Regions from separate parts of the Mus musculus genome. Here region 2 is linked to region 1. Evidence: chromatin contacts called from ENCODE Hi-C or POLR2A ChIA-PET data. All regions are on one chromosome and are shown on one strand. The core of a region is the stretch at or near the end of the contact, and the rest is flanking DNA. Distances in the headings are between cores, read along the strand shown. Region 1 overlaps Rasa3 (RAS p21 protein activator 3). Region 2 overlaps Rasa3 (RAS p21 protein activator 3).

Region 1 (7,659 bases), core at 2,794-5,293:
GAGCCTTTTCTGAAGGCAACAGTCCCCCTTCCCTCCCTGGCTCAGGAAGCTTCTCCATTGCCAGGAGTTTCAGCCTTATTCCTCCTTAGATTCCCAAGGCCAAGGTCAGCTCAGCACCTGCACAGAGCTGCAAGATCCCTTCCAGGCGTAGTCTTCCTCGAGTTAGAGTTCATTAACAAGTCTTTGCTGTTTATTAGGCATTGAATTTTTAAATGGCTGCAGGTTCACAGGACGCTGCAAACAGAAGTCCACAGGAATATTGCCAGGAAGTTTGGATGTTATCTTTTTCCCCGTCTAAAGCCCCCCTAGCCTGGCCTTTCTAACTGTCTTAGTTAGGTTTTCACTGATGTGAACAGACACCATGACCAAGGCAAGTCTTATAAAGGACAACATTTGATTGGGGCTGGCTTACCGGTTCAGAGGGATAACATTTGTGAGCACCCAGGCGTGGCTGGTACAGGTCACATGACTGTGTACTTATTCTGTCTGATCTCACCAGTGTACGCACAAGCACGCATGCACACGCAAGCACACACATACATGTACATATACATACACACACATGCACACACAGGTACACAAGCATCTGTATGCGCATGTGCACACACATGCACAAGAATACACACACACATGCATGTACACATACATGCACGCACACACATGCATACACACATGCACACACACATGCACACGCATGCAGTTCATGCACACACTGTTCAGGGATTTTAGTGTCTCATAAACCTTGCCACTCTAACCATTGCTAAGTACAGCTCAGTGCCATCGTGGGCATTCCTGTGTTCTTTGCCATTACCCTTCTCCAGATCTCTTTCAACCCATTAAACCCAGGTTCCCAGGCTCAGAATCTACCACTCCACTGGGCCAGGAGTGAGGGCGTGGGTGGGTGGGTAGGCAGCGACTTTGCTTAGAACTCAGGTGAGTTCATCTCTTGGGACGGTCTCGTTAGACGAGTGTTACATCACAGGTCCATGAATGTTGTACTGTGTCAGGATCCCTGCCTTCCTTAGGCTGGGGGCCTGAACCACATTTTACATACCTGTTAACCATGTGAGTTATTGATACTGCTGGGCTAGTAGATGTCTTTGCAACTTTAGCCCTTGTACACATTTGTATCACAGCTACTACAATCAAGATTCAGAACCATTTTATCACCACAAAGCTATCGGTATAGATGCATATGTCAATCTCATGTCTGGAGGGGGATTTCTTCTCAATGCTGGAAGGTGACTAAGGCATCATTGGGGCAGCTCAATTTTTCCTTGAAGCTTGGCGTGTATGTCAGTGAAAATAGATCTTGACCTCAGCCCTCTAGTCGTCTGAGACCTAGGATCCTGAAAGGCAATTGAAAAGGCTGGAGAAATGGAGCAATAATTAAAGAAAGCCCAGCATCCCCTTGGTAGTCCTCAGCCAACTATAACTCCAGTTCCAGGAGATTTAACGCCCTCTTCTGGCTACCGCAGGCACTGCATGCACGTGACACACAGTAGTGCATGCAGGCAGAATCCCCACATACGTAAAAAGAAATAAATCTCAAAAAAAAATAATTAAAAAAAAATAAGTCTTCGCTGCTGTTGCTGGGCTGAGGGATAAGTAGGTCTCTGTAGGACTCGGTCCCTCTCTGGTGAGTGTGACACTAGAACTTCATTCACAGTGGCCGAGATAGGGAGGCGGCACCTCCCCTTAGCCTGACCTTTAAATGGTAACCGCCATCTTTGCTCCGCAGCTGTGGCTTGTTTTGAAAATGTCACATTTACAGTTTCTAGAAGGGCAGAGAGAGTGGCATTTGGGTTCTTGGATCCACCTGTTTTGTAATTTGTGGGAAGGAATCACACATTACAGCAGAGGGAACGGGGCCCACAAGAGAAACCATGTGTCACTAGAAGTGGAGAAAAAGACAGCTAAATGTCTTGCTTCCTTCTGGAACCAACGCTGTTCAGAGGTCTTTGATGAGCCGCTTTATTATATAGAACCAGCCACTTCTGCTGCTCCCTTCACAGAGACTCGTCAGCTACGGGGATGGCCCTGTCAGGAAGGCAGGGGCTGCAGCTGGCGTGGCGCCCCACAGCCTCCAGCATCCTCTGGTTCTGAATGGTATGGAGAAGGATGGCACTGGCCCCTCCCCTACTGCAACACCCCATATCTGTGTTTCTGAACTGGTTATGGACATGTAATGTATTCAGGACATATGGTATGTCACCCTAGATCTGCCATTCATACAGGCAAATACCATCTTGGTCAGAGAAGGGGTGGGCATGCCACCTCTCCCAGAGTGTTTGGGAGTGTGTCTTTAGTGTCAGATCATATAAAAGGTTGCCAGTGGTTGCCCATGGTCAAGGGCCACTTTTTTCTCTGGGGTTTTTGAAAGCATGGGAGCTGAGAAAAGTGTTGACTTCCTTCCCTGGCCCAGTCCTGCCTCTGGGTTTGTTTGCTTTTGTTTGTTTGTTTGTTTGTTTGTTTTGTGCGTGCCTCATCCGGTCTTGGCTACACAAATCTCACCTAGAGCCATCTCCACATTTCTCCCTGCCTTGGCCTAGTGACCACTCAGGCTGGTAGGGATGGTTTAGAGGGGAGTGTCCCTTAAGGAGCCACCCTCTCATGATGACCTGGCCAGGAGTCCTCTCAGTTTCATGAGGCAGCAATACATTCGAAATTTTGTTACCAGTTAAGTTTTTGGGGACACTAAGCAGAGATCTGAGCTGTGTCCATCTTCCTGGAGCCTTGACAGCCCCCTTCATAACAGCGTTGGCAGTCATTGTTTCCCAAAGTACACACCCTCGGTGTTAAGTGGGCCACAACCCGCTTGCTGCACAGGCGGCGTTCCTTTGCATGCTCAGGTTGGACACACCCTCACTGAGGTCTTGGGAAGTTGCGTCTTTCTCTTTTTGTTTGGGTAACCTGACTACAGGTCTATCGCTTCAACGATCTCTTCAGCGGATCTGTTTGGGGTTTTGATTTCCTCTCACTTCCTGCTTTTCAGATTTTGCTGTTTTTGGTGTGTGTGTGTGTGTGTGTGTGTGTGTGTGTGTGTTTGGTTATTTCTGCTTTCGGAGGATAACTCTGTCCTAATTTACTGATTCCGGGTCTTTCTCCTTCCCAGAACATGCATCCCACGAATCCTGCTAAGCTGTACTTTCATTTTCATTTATTTAAAAATACTTTTAAATTTGCCTTAAGACTTCTCTAACCAGAGTGATATTTGGAAGTCGTAATCTTCGTGTATTTGGAGGGTTTCTTTTGGTTACCAGTTTCTAGTCCGTCCCGTGAGTGCTGAGAGTGGACTCTGGTTTTCCCCCCATGTATCTGATGAATGATGCTGAAGGTACTTCCCTTGTCCCCAGCGAACTCAGTAGGGTAGTCCCTGCTGTGTGACAAGGTCTAGGAACTCCGATTAGCTCCTCTCAGGACCTCATACAGTGGAACCGGGCCACCTGTCACCGCCTCTGTTCTCGGACATTCTTGATATTCATCTCAAGGCTGGAGGGAAGACTTGTGGCACTTCCTTTCCAGGCCATGAAATAATGTTTCTCTCTCGGATCAGAGTGAATTCGGAGCCACCTGTCTGTCCTTCAGCAGGTCTTGAAGAGACGGAAGGCACCTGACCCTGTGCTGTAGGAGCTAACTGAACCAAGATATGGGACCTGGGAACAGAAAGTATGACTCTGAGGGCTGAAACACAGGTGTAAACCTGATGGGTTGCTGTGCACCACCTGACCACAGGGCAAGAGGCCCCTCCCAGCCTCCACCCTGACACCTCTCCCCATAGGCAACGCCCATCATGTGCAGGGCTAGAACCAGAGAGACTTCTGGCCACAGGCTTGCCTAGAGCACCTTCATGGTGCAGAGGGGTCATGGCGGTGGCGGCTGTTTCACCTCCTCCTGGCCTCTCCCAGACCTCTAGAAACGGAAGCCGCTGCTCACTGAGGTGGGAGCCGCCCTAGTGAGGAGTGTTTGTGCTGAGTCTTGGGGGCACCGCTAGTGTGTGGGAAAAACAGGAAACAGGAAGGCAGCTGCCATCAGCTGTGGGAGGTGGGGTCATCTACCTCACCCCAGTGCTTCTGCCTTTCAGAGGCTAAAAGATGAAATGAGCTCCATCCATCTGAACAGCTCACAGCTGGGTCCTAAAAATGGCCTGCTGGTGGTAAGGCCAACTTCAGGGGCCGGGGATGGCCACTGCAGCACCCGGCAAGCTCCAACAGTCATGGAATATGGAGCTACAAAACTCACTCGATATTGTGCCTCTTAGTGTTTGGAGGTTTCCTCATCACTAAACAGCCGAGGGCAGGGACACGGCGTGGGGAGAGCTGGTACCCACCTTCATGGTCCTTCTGTCTTAGTTACGGTTCCTATTATTTTGATTAAATGCCATGGCAGAAAGCAACTTGGGGAGGAATAGGTTTATTCTACCTTACCATGTGCAGTTCATCACCCAGGACAGGAACCTGGAGGCAGGAGCCAGTTCAGAGGCCATGGAGGGATGCCGCTTACTTCTTTGCACTTCATGGTTTGCTTAGCCTGTTTTCTTGGGACAGTCGGGGACAGCCAGACCCAGGGATGGCATGACCCACAGTGGGCTGGGCCCTCCTCCATCAATCAATGATGAAGAAAATGCTCCATAGGCTTGCCTACAGCCCAGTCCTGTGGCGACATTTCTCAATGGTAGTTCTCTAACTTTGTGTCAAACTGACCAAGACAACCCAGACGCCTTATGTCAGCATTTTGGGGTGGCAAAGGCAGGAGATCCAGAACTCACTGTCACCTCAGAAGCCTGAAAGAGTGTCCCTAGACATTTAGAGACCTCAGTTCAAGTCAAATCAGGATTTGTGGCGTCGATGCAAAAGAGGATTTCGTTTCAGGACTGGCTAGTATGAACTAGCGCTGGGATTTAATGAAGATATTTGAATATAGAATTAAGCACAAAGGTTAAGGGAAAGGCTTTCAGAAGGAAGACACGGGAGAGCGTGGGTGTGATCCTCTCACATGTGAGAGTGTTGGTGTGATCCTCACACTCCTGAAAGCATTTCATGTGGGGATTTCACAGTCACAGAAAGCAAACCACCCAAGTGTAGCTACTCTCTCTATTAGTAGGGTAATAGTTCATGACTGTCTTTGAAGGGATGCTACACCTAACTGAGGTCACTGAGGAGTCCCTGAGGGGCTCCCCACAGAATGACACTTGATAAGGTGAAAGTCTAGCTCACAGTGACAGACAGGTATGATGTCTTTACTGTGAACTAAGGTATCAGTTTTGGGCTCTCCTAGGCAAGGCCTTGTTTGAAGGCTCAGGAGCCCAAAGGTGTGATCCTCTCACATGTGAGAATGTTGGTGTGATCTTCACACTCCTGAAAGCATTTCATGTGGGGATTTCACACCCGCAGTCACAGAAAGCAAACCACCCAAGTGTAGCTACGCAAGAGGCCGTGGAGACTTTCTGGTTTAGCCTCCCCTTCTCTAATGACAGGCATCTTGGATTAACATTTGTGTGCACTTAACCCACGGGAGGTCCCACATCTCACGGGAGGTCCTACATCCCACGTGGATACTGCTAAGGAGCAGGGCCTACTCTCCTGATGCCTTTCCCTCTTCATCCTCATGGTGTGACTGTGTAGAGATAAACAAAGGAGGTTGGGGTTGCCAGCTACCTGTCACCCTTCTAGAAGCATTCATGAAAATTAACTTCATGGAGAATGAGACTTGAATGCTCTGGCCTCCCCATGGAGATCGCAGCCCTCTTGGGAGAGTCTTTCCTGCTGGGTCTCACTATAACATGCCCTGGACATATGCATTCGTAGCATTCCTAGGGGCCACATGTCTGCGTGTCCACATGTCCTTTTTTTATGCTTTTAAGCCCATTACCTCTCCAAGTCTGAGTTTCTAGGTCTGGCACCTTCTGGCACAAGTACCAGCCACTTGAAGGGCCACAGATTTCCCACAATCCTTGTCTGCTTGTGACACCATCCTTGTGCCTTACAGGGCAAGGTCCACCTGGAGCTGAGACTAAGTGAGGTCATTACGGACACTGGTGTCGTCTGCCACAAACTCGCTGCACGGTAAGTCACCTGGGGAACTGAGGACATACTGCGTTTCTCCAGAGGTGGCCTCTCTCATCCCTCCTGCCCCCCTGGAGCTGATGCTTACCCACCCCGGGCGTGATGTGCAGCTCCTGCAGGTAGCCTGACTTACTCAATCGTACTTCCTACTAATACTTCATACTTCATACCACACTTCAGCTGAGAAGGGGGCCCTGCTTTCCAGAGCTAGAAATAGAAATGAGCAGACATGCAGGGGGACTGGAGCAACAACAGTGAGGTCACGTGGGTGGGTATGGACACATGAGGTCACTCCTAGCTAGAGTTAATCCCTGGACTTAGCAGCAGAGCACTCGGCAGCACCTCTATAAGGGTAGCAGGCTCTATAGCTATCTGTGGCTCCAGGGGAATGTAGATAGACACATTCCACTTTGCATTCAGACTTCAGGTCGGCTCCACCCTGGCACTGTACACCAAGTTGAGACCTGCCCTTTCATATCATGCCCCTAAATATACAAGACAGATTCATTGCTTCCTCTCCTTCTATCAAGTGCTACTCCACTATAACAAGATGGCTTTCAGGTCTCAGAGGCGCCCCCTCTCCCTCCACGAGGGACTCAAGCTGTGTCTTGGAGAGTCTTCCATGTGGTTGGGCAAGTAGAAGTGAGCTCTGGTGATTAAGAATGCCACCATGTTTTTCTGTTACTGTAACAAAATACCCGAGGCCAGGCAACTTACAAAGAACAGAGACTTGTCCACCACAGTTAAGGCCTTGTGCTGTGTCCTAATACAGAGGAACACCCCACAGTGAAACTGACAACCGGCTGGCTACTGGCTGAGCCTTCATCTCGCTACCCTGAGTGTGGTGGCTGTGTTTCAGGAGCTGTAAGGAGGCCTCAGCCAAGAGAAAAAGTCTGTTTGCAATAAAGATATAGGAGAGTGATCCTGAGAAAAGGGGGTCAGAGACTAATCCTGCCGTGGCCACTGGACACACCTAGCCGCCTTCAGCTGTCCAGTAAAGATGAAAAGGGAAGGTTAGCAACCCCACCCCTCAGTGCAGCAGTGGGACCCAAGCTGCCCACGTAGGCTTGGTCAGGAATTAGTGTAGATGCCACCTTCCGAGACATCTCCGTATACTGTGTTTCCCTGTTGAGCTCCTCACTGGTAATATGGTGCCATAACTCAACATCCCCGCACCAACTCAGCGAAGGCACATCTTGAGGGTTCAGTTGAAGAGCAAAGCCCATGACTATTAAACACACAACGCCACAGTTCTTGTACTTTAAACTCAAGATTTGGGGACTTACTGGGTTTCCAATTCTTCCTTTCGGGACTGGAGACTTGGTGGACGTTTTCTTATTATTCTCATTCACACAGATATGTCCTTGTGGCAGAACCTTCCCCTAATGAGTAAAGATTTCAAGGGACCAATCACTGGGCGGGACAGAGGCGGGACTTCTGGGTGGGAGAGAGGAAGATGGGAGGCAGGAGAAAGATACTTTTCTGCCAGTGCCATGACGGCGGTAGCATGGATTACCATTTAATTTTCCACGCAACATGCCCTGTGTTCGTGAACCTTGATTCCTGAAAAGTTGGACTTAGACAAGTGCACAGT
Region 2 (7,659 bases), core at 1,988-4,487, 51 kb before region 1:
CTGCAGGTTCAGCTCCATCACAGGGTCAATGACTGCTGGGCAGCTCTAGCCCCCAACTTGTTTCCCAGAGACTAGAACATTATCGGGGGACAAGGTGAGGAAACACCTCCCCACTCAGCAGTCTCAGAGCTGGCCCCGGGGCCAGAGTCTGCCAAGCTGAAGTGTGCAGAAAAGCAAGCTCTGGCTCCAGCTCCCTCCTTGTTTTCTCCCAACACTGGCTGGTTTCTTCTCAGCCTTCAAAGAGTACACGTTTAAGAGCCCATGTAGAAGCAAGATAATATTCTGACTCTATTCTTTAGCAGTAGTACACCAAATTGTAAATGATCATGTTCAGTGTAGAAAATAGCATGTTACAGGATGCAGAAAGCCATGCCCTCTCCAAGGGCCAGAAGGAGCAGGGCCAGGGAGAAGCCTGACCCCGGGCTGATCTCCAGTCCTCTAGAGATGGATGGTCTGGGCTTGGGGAGTAAGCCTAGTTGGTAAGGGGAATTGCTAGCATGTTTGAAGCTGTGTGTTCTAACCCTAGCATTACATAAACCATGTGTGGTGGTTCCTGACTGCAGTCTGAGCTCTGGGAGACCGAGGCAGGAATACCCGGAGTTCAAGGCCATCCCCAGTCAGTTCCAAGGCAGCCTGGGATACATGAGCCCCTATCTGGGAGGAGAAAATTCAGTATGGGAAGGCTGAGAGAGAAGGGACAATGCTTGATGGGAAGGTTGGGCAGAGAGCACCGTCTGTAGAAGACTGGTCATGTAAGCATTAGGACACAAGTTCAGTTCTCAGAGCCCTTGTATGAAGTTGAGCATGGCGCCTTGTGCTTCTGATTCCAGCTCTGGGGAGGCAGAGACGAGGAGATCCCTGGGGATCACTAGTCAGCCACATTAGCCTAATCAGTAGACCCCAGGTCCCAGCGATGGCTCCTGAGCAGCAACAACTGAGGTTGGCCATGTGTCTTCACAAGCATGTGTGCACGCGTGCTCAAATGAGCACATACTCTCGCACTTGCACACACAAACACGCACAGATGTACGCGCACACACACACACACACACACACACACACTCACACTCACACTCACACTCACGCACACTTGGAGGGGTGTTGGGGAATCTAACAAGAAGATTAAACCAGAGTTAAGATGTATGCGTATCCTCCGACTCTTCTCAATACCTACCTTATTCTAACAAACTAAAGAGAAACCATGCTCAGGTATGTGTGTCTGGTCTCCAGCCTGATAACCCTTGCTCCTTCTAATGCACGGAACAATATAGAAACCTGCCAGATTTTGTTAAGAGAGTTTAAAAACAAAAACCTTGGAAATTTGCTTTGGTCAACAGTGCTTTGGTCAAGTGGAGTTGGCTTGTGTGTGAACATGGAGGAGTGGCTGAGCTGTATATAGAGGTAGGAGCGGGTTGTAGTGGGCTGCAGCTGTGCTGTGTTGGGGCAGTGGCTTTGTACTGATTGGCTCTGCTTCCCCAGACTCGCCCTGGGATGGGGAGACTGGGCAGTTACAGCAGTGGTGTCCGGTGTGGGGCTCAGCTAGTGGGTTGCTGAGAGTTGTTCTGTAACCTACATCCGGATTTTATTGCTCAGGTAACTGAAGCAGGAAGGAAAAACCTAAGGTCATTCAGGACTTTGACCCCTAAGGTCACTCAGGACTTGACCTGTAAGGTCATTCAGGACTTTGACCCTTAAACAGCTACTGATTGGCTCTGGGGCTGTTCTGGTGGGCGTGTGATCAGAAATGCTTGGTCCCGGGAAGTGATGTCAGTGCCTAGAGATACAGCTGTTCTGTGCAGGAGCAGTGAGACTGAGACAGAGGTGACAACCGCATTGCCGAGGGAGCTTGGAGACCAAGGCTGCTCTGGGAAGCCTGCAGACGAGAACCCAGGGGTGGGGAGGTTGTAGGTATCAGCAAGAGGGAAGGGGGTGTCCAGAGGTGTGTGAGCCGCAGAGCCTAGCATGTGCAGGAGAGTCCAGGGAGGAGCCGGATCAGCTGGGCACAGATGGCCACGTGGCAGTTGGGGCTTCCATGTTGGCTGGGATTAAGTTTGACTGAGACACCAGGAGGGTGGTGGGCCCTCATCTGAGTCGGTGAGGACTTGGATGTGGGTTTACTGGGAAGATTTCTTCCTGTGAGTGTTTTTCTGTCTGGGAACAGCTACATGGTAACGAAGGAGAGTCCTATCAGAGACATGTGGGGTGCATTCTGGGAGCTAGGTGTCCGGCAGCAAGCCATGTCAAGTGTCTGGCAAGAAGCAGGTGACGCTGAGTAGGGAGAACAATTCATAGATGTCACTGGAGGCAGGAGGATGACCCTGATCTGGCATCCATGAGTAAAATAGAATGGCTGGGTACCCTTCGGACCTGAGACTCTCAAGGGGGTTGGGGAGGAAGTCTGGGCGCTCAGGAGACATGCCAGGGGTTCTTGGTGGGAAGTGTTGCTCATGGTGCTTTCTCCTGAGTCTACTCTGTGTTCTCTGCTGCCGTGACTCTGGCAGCAGTGGAGTGAAGCCCGACACAGGGCAATGCACGGCAGGGCCTAGAAACACAGTACTGTTAGAGAAGTTGGCTACAAAGGGAATACATTTGTCCATTTATGTGAAGCATCCGTGGTATTGGTAACCCCACAGACAGGAAGGAGTAGTGCTGATTTCTGCTCTCTCAGATGATGAGGCCTCTCACACAGTGAGGCTCTGCTGCTCTGTGACACAGTCAAAGGTACAGACTTGACAAGGGAGAATTGTATCCTAGTGAATTACATCTCGGTAAAACATAATTGAAAATAAATAAATCTCAAACTAGCTCCTGTCTTTGGCTGACCATTGCTCTGCTGAAACTGTGACCAGAAGGAGTCATCTTGGGAAGGAAAGGGTTTGCTTGGCTCACAGTTCTGTGTCATAGTTCAGTGTCAAAAGCAAGTAGGGCAGGAACTTAAGCAGGGCGGGATGCTGGAGGCAGGAGCTGACACAGAGGCCGTGGAGGGATGCTGCTTACTGGTTCGCTCCCTATGGCTTGCTCAGACTTCTTTTTTATAGAGCCCAGGACCACCAGCCCAGGGGTGTCACCACCCACAGTAGACCGGGCGCGTCCCCATCCGTCAGTAATTAAGAGAATGCCCTACATGCCTGCCTACAGCCTGAGCTCATGGAGGCGTTTTCTTGATGGAAGGTTCCTTCCTCTCACATGGCTCCGGCCCATGTCAGGTTAACATGAAACTAACCAGCACAGATACCTTCTGAGGTCCACGGTGGCGGGGTCAGTGTGAGTGTGTGTGTGTGTGTGTGTGTGTGTGTGTGTGTGTGTGTGTGTGCACTCATGAGGACTCAGGAAATACAAAGTAATATTTACTTGGCTTCATGACTGACTCACCAAAGCAGATGAGGGCTTCTTGCCAATTTAGTTCAGCTTATTATCATTGGAGATGAAGAGAAGCCTGTGTGTGCCTCATACTTTATTTCCATGCCTGTAAGAAGAGGCAAAGGGAGGCTCTAGAATCCTGCAATGTATGTGCTGAGCTGGGAGGTGGTGGGGTGGGGGGGGGGTAGGTGAGGTGAGGGTATTAGAGGTGGTGTCCATCCCAGCTGGAGTACTGTGAATGTATGGGAGTGTCCTTGAGCCGAGCTTACCAAATGTCTGTCAGATTCCACTGGGTAGGTGAGAGAATAATAAAGCTAAAAATAAACTCCCAAAGACCTGCTTCTTTCTTCACTTTCTGGCTCCTTACAAAGATGAGGGATAGAGTGTGAACAGGTACAGGGAGTATGAAATCGAGTGTGGGTGGCGGCCACTGTCCATATGGAGGTAACTGCATTTCACACGAGGTCAGGGAGATAGCTTAGTTAGCAAAGTGTCTGCCTTGGGAGTATTAGGACCCAAGTTCGAACCCCAGAACCCACATCAAAAAGCTGGACATGGTGGCTCACGCTTTTATCCCTAGCACTGTGGAGATGGAGACAGATAGATTCCTGGGTCTCTGGTCAGCAGCCTAGCTAAGTTGGTGAGCCCCAGGGAGAGAGAGATCCTGTCTCAAAAATAAGCCAGATGGCTCCTGAGGAACGACACTCAGGATGGATCTCTGGCCTCCATGTGTATGTACACACACATCCGCCCACCTACACATGCATACAAAATAAAACTATAAAAAATTTTTTGCAAATGGCCCACAACATAGAATTCAGAAAACTGCGGCAGTAACCCATTCATCTTAAAGTGTACAGTTTCCACTAATCATCTGCTGCGATGTGCCGCTATGGATATCTAGTTAATCTTTTAAAAATTCACTCCCAGAACACCCTGTCATTTTCGGAAGCATCATGCATGCCTGTCCAGGTGACTGACTGTGGTTTGTCAACTCCTGCCTCCATAGGAACGTGGGCCATTCCCACCTGCTGGGTATTGTGGCTAAGCATAGCCACAATTTCGGTTCAGCACTTATAACCCTTCTTCTCTCTCCCTCCCCCTTCCTTCCTTCTCTCTCCGCTCTCTTCTCTCTCCCCATCCCATTCATTTCTTTCCTTATTCCTCCATCCCTCCCTCTCACCCTCCCTCTTCTCTCCTTCCTCTCCCTCCCTGCCCCCTCTCTCTGTCCTCTATCCGTGGTCCAGGGTTGGTACTCGTGTAACTGAGGCCCTGTGGGACCATTGTCTACTGCAACTTTGTCTCCTTTTGTCGCAGCAACAATACTCCGTGTTCAGTTTCTCCCCATTCTCTGCTTTGCTTGTTTGTTTGTTCTGTTTTTCTCTTTTAAACTGTAGCTGCCCTTTGTGCCCTGTGTGAAGTGTGATAGCTTGTGGTTTTGGGTTGAGATTTTGTAATGACTAATGACATTGACATTTTCTGTTTCTTTGAGGAAGTATTTGTTTAGGTCCTTGGGTCTCTCTCTCTCTCTCTCTCTCTCTCTCTCTCTCTCTCTCTCTCTCTGTCTCTGTCTTTCTGTCTGTCTGTCTGTCTGTCTCTGGCTTCCTTTGTTGAGTTGCAAAACTGTTTACAATTGAACTCTAGGGCTAGGAGTGTAGCGCTGTGATAGAACACTGCTAAGTTTGTGCAAGGCCCTGGCTTCTATCCACAGTACCAAACAAGCACATATACTAAGCTTCTGCCAGGCATGTGACTTGACAGTCACTGCTCTCCTGCTGTGGGTAGCCTTCCTATGTAGCCTTTGTACTGTGTGAGGTTGTTGTTCCCAGACACCAGTGCCGTTGGCTCTTCTTCACTTACCACTGCTTTCTGTGCGTTGGGGGCAGGGCGAGGCTGAGGTTGAATGCCCAGAGTGGGGGCAGCTATGCGGACATACCCTGTGTGTATGGGGGACAATTGTTCTGAGTTTCAAAGATTATAGGGCTTCTTGGGATTGTGACAACTAGGTCCTTCTTTGTCACCAGAGCCGTTTGTCTGACTATTCCTGCCTCAGTCTGTTGACATCAGGGAAGGGAGGAGAGGAGAGACAGGGGAGGGGAGGGGAGATAATTGTCTGACTATTCTTGCCTCTGTCTGCTGACAGCAGGGAAGTGGGGATAGGGACAGGAAGGGAGGGGGAGGGAAGGGAAGGAGGAATTTTATTGGCCCTTAATGAGAGCATGGCCTCCCCCTCTCTGCAGATGAAGCATGTCGCTGGTACAGTGTGACTGAGTAGCTACCCCTGTGTCTTCACCAAGGTTACACATGCATGCTGTCTCTTGCTGTACAGGAGTTTGGCATTACACTGTGTCCTCTCTGTGCTCAGAAGTCTCCCAGGAAGTGTCCAAGATAGCCTAGAGTACCCACAGGATGCCTGAGAAGCCAGACTGCCTTGTGTTCCATGAAAAAAACCTGGCTTTGGCTGGAGCAGTCCTCAGGGCCCCTTAAACCTGAGCAGTATGTGACTGACATCTAATTCCATAAGAGAGCATTCTAGTTGTGGCGCTGGGACATTTTGTCATTTGCCAGTAAATATTTAAATAGTTTTCCCTTCTTGTCAGAGGCTTATGATCAAATAGAAGCCATCCATTTAACATTGGTTCTAGATTTTTCTTTTCTTTCCCTTTTTTTTTTGTTTTTTGTTGTTGTTGTTGTTTTTTGTTGTTGTTGTTGTTGTCATTGTTTTTGTTTTGTTTTGTTTTTGTATCAGCTGAATTGAGGCCAGGTTCTGATGATTAGAAGACGGGAAAAGGTTTTGCTAAATCTTCTCGACACATCCAGTCCAGGACTCCTTCAGCTAATGGTGTGGAAAGGAGAAAGAGGAGAAAAGAGTTCCCCAAAATTAGAGGGTGAATGACCTCCAAGTGAAGCAGGCTTGTCACAGGAGGAAGCCCTTGTCCCCAGGTCAGGACTGGTGGTCCTGGCACTGTTTGCAATGAGCTGGTTGTTGGTAGAGAGTAGTCAGGTGGATGAGAAGCTGGCCCAGGGCTGGCCTTTGGTACCATTTTTATGGCTTGGCATTTGTCGGCAATGAGGGCAGGCCAGACAGGGATCAGCCACAGGCAAGTGGGATCTGTAGCCTGTGTGCACGGAGTCTTGCACAGGCTTCCGATATTGGGACCTTTAGCTCCCAACACTCTGGAGATAGAGGCAGGCGAACCTTGTGCCTTCTAATTTTGAGTTTGAGGCCAGCCTGGACTACATAATTCCAGGACAGCTAGGGCTACACAGAGAAATGCTGTCCCAGGGAAGGGGGGCGGGGGGGATGATGACAAATTTTTAATCAAAGGGAATGCTTACAATATAAACTACTATATAATTATATATGCATATATGTATATATACATTATATATTATATACTATATATGCACATATATGTATATTATATACTATATATGTGCACATGTAGGTATATATGTTTTATATACTATATGTATATATACATGTTATACCTTATATACTATATATGTGTGCATATATGTGTACATGCATTATGTATTATATGTATATATACATTTTATATATTATATACTATATGCATACATGTGTATGCATTATATGTTATATGTATATATGCATTTGTATATTTATACTATACATGTATATGTGTATATATAGTACATATAGTATACAATAGAATATGTAATACATATGTACACACACTATAAAATATACTATTAACAGTGCTTTGACAATGCTCTGTACTGCCTTGGGGAGGTAAGGGCTTCTAATTTGTCTTAGTCTCAGTGCCTCGTGGCTGGTTCCCCAAATGCAGTGTCTCCCAGATCGGCTCCTTGACTCAAAATCAACACTGCACATGGAGGAGGAGCTCTTGCTACATCTCTGTGACATCTTGTCTGAGATCTGTGGTTCCTCCAGAGATGGCTGTCAGGTCAGGGAGGGCTCTAGTGACCTCATAGCCCAGGAAGGTTGCCTAGGTTGACATACACCTAGGAACTTCAGTAAATTAGAAGTAAGGTCCACAAGACGCTGGGGAAATGGAGATTTTGATAATGAGTCTGATGTAGATGTCCCTAAACTATGGCTTCAGGGATCCCATTAGACAATTTGAATGCAGTCCCTGTCTGTACCTGTCCCTTGTCCTAAGGGGGAAGAAGAGCGAGTTGGGGAGAAGTGTTATGTATAAGTAGTTTAGATTGCTTACCAGGAAATGGCTTTAACTTTTGAATTAATGGCATAGGGTTAGAGATCTTCAAAAAAAATCTCTTTGTAATAAACAGACATATACCATAAATGGA

Evidence for each region. Hi-C counts contacts between places; a loop is a spot of excess contacts on that map. ChIA-PET counts read pairs that join two places held with the same protein, here RNA polymerase II (POLR2A).
Region 2: a loop to region 1 is called in a map of T-helper 2 cell, with 1.8 times the contacts of the local background. The contact joins two enhancer-like sites. A Hi-C loop is called at or near these places in 3 of 37 maps with a recorded cell type or tissue (T-helper 2 cell, heart and left cerebral cortex). POLR2A ChIA-PET finds 5 or more read pairs at or near these places in 1 of 5 experiments (Patski).

The regions. Positions count from the first base shown.
Region 1 is chr8:13,596,620-13,604,278 of GRCm38, reverse strand. It overlaps Rasa3 (RAS p21 protein activator 3), which reads left to right. Exons shown (of 24, transcript NM_009025.2): 5 at 5,989-6,065. Among named protein-coding and RNA genes, the nearest start is that of Gm34795, 17 kb to the right of the region's middle. Within about 2 kb of position 4,043, at least 1 of the 3 ENCODE cell types and tissues checked has a DNase peak (open chromatin) inside an H3K27ac peak, as active enhancers do; it is heart, where a contact is called at or near this core.
Region 2 is chr8:13,646,474-13,654,132 of GRCm38, reverse strand. All of the region lies in intron 1 of Rasa3 (RAS p21 protein activator 3), which reads left to right. Among named protein-coding and RNA genes, the nearest start is that of Rasa3, 27 kb to the left of the region's middle. Within about 2 kb of position 3,237, at least 1 of the 3 ENCODE cell types and tissues checked has a DNase peak (open chromatin) inside an H3K27ac peak, as active enhancers do; it is heart, where a contact is called at or near this core.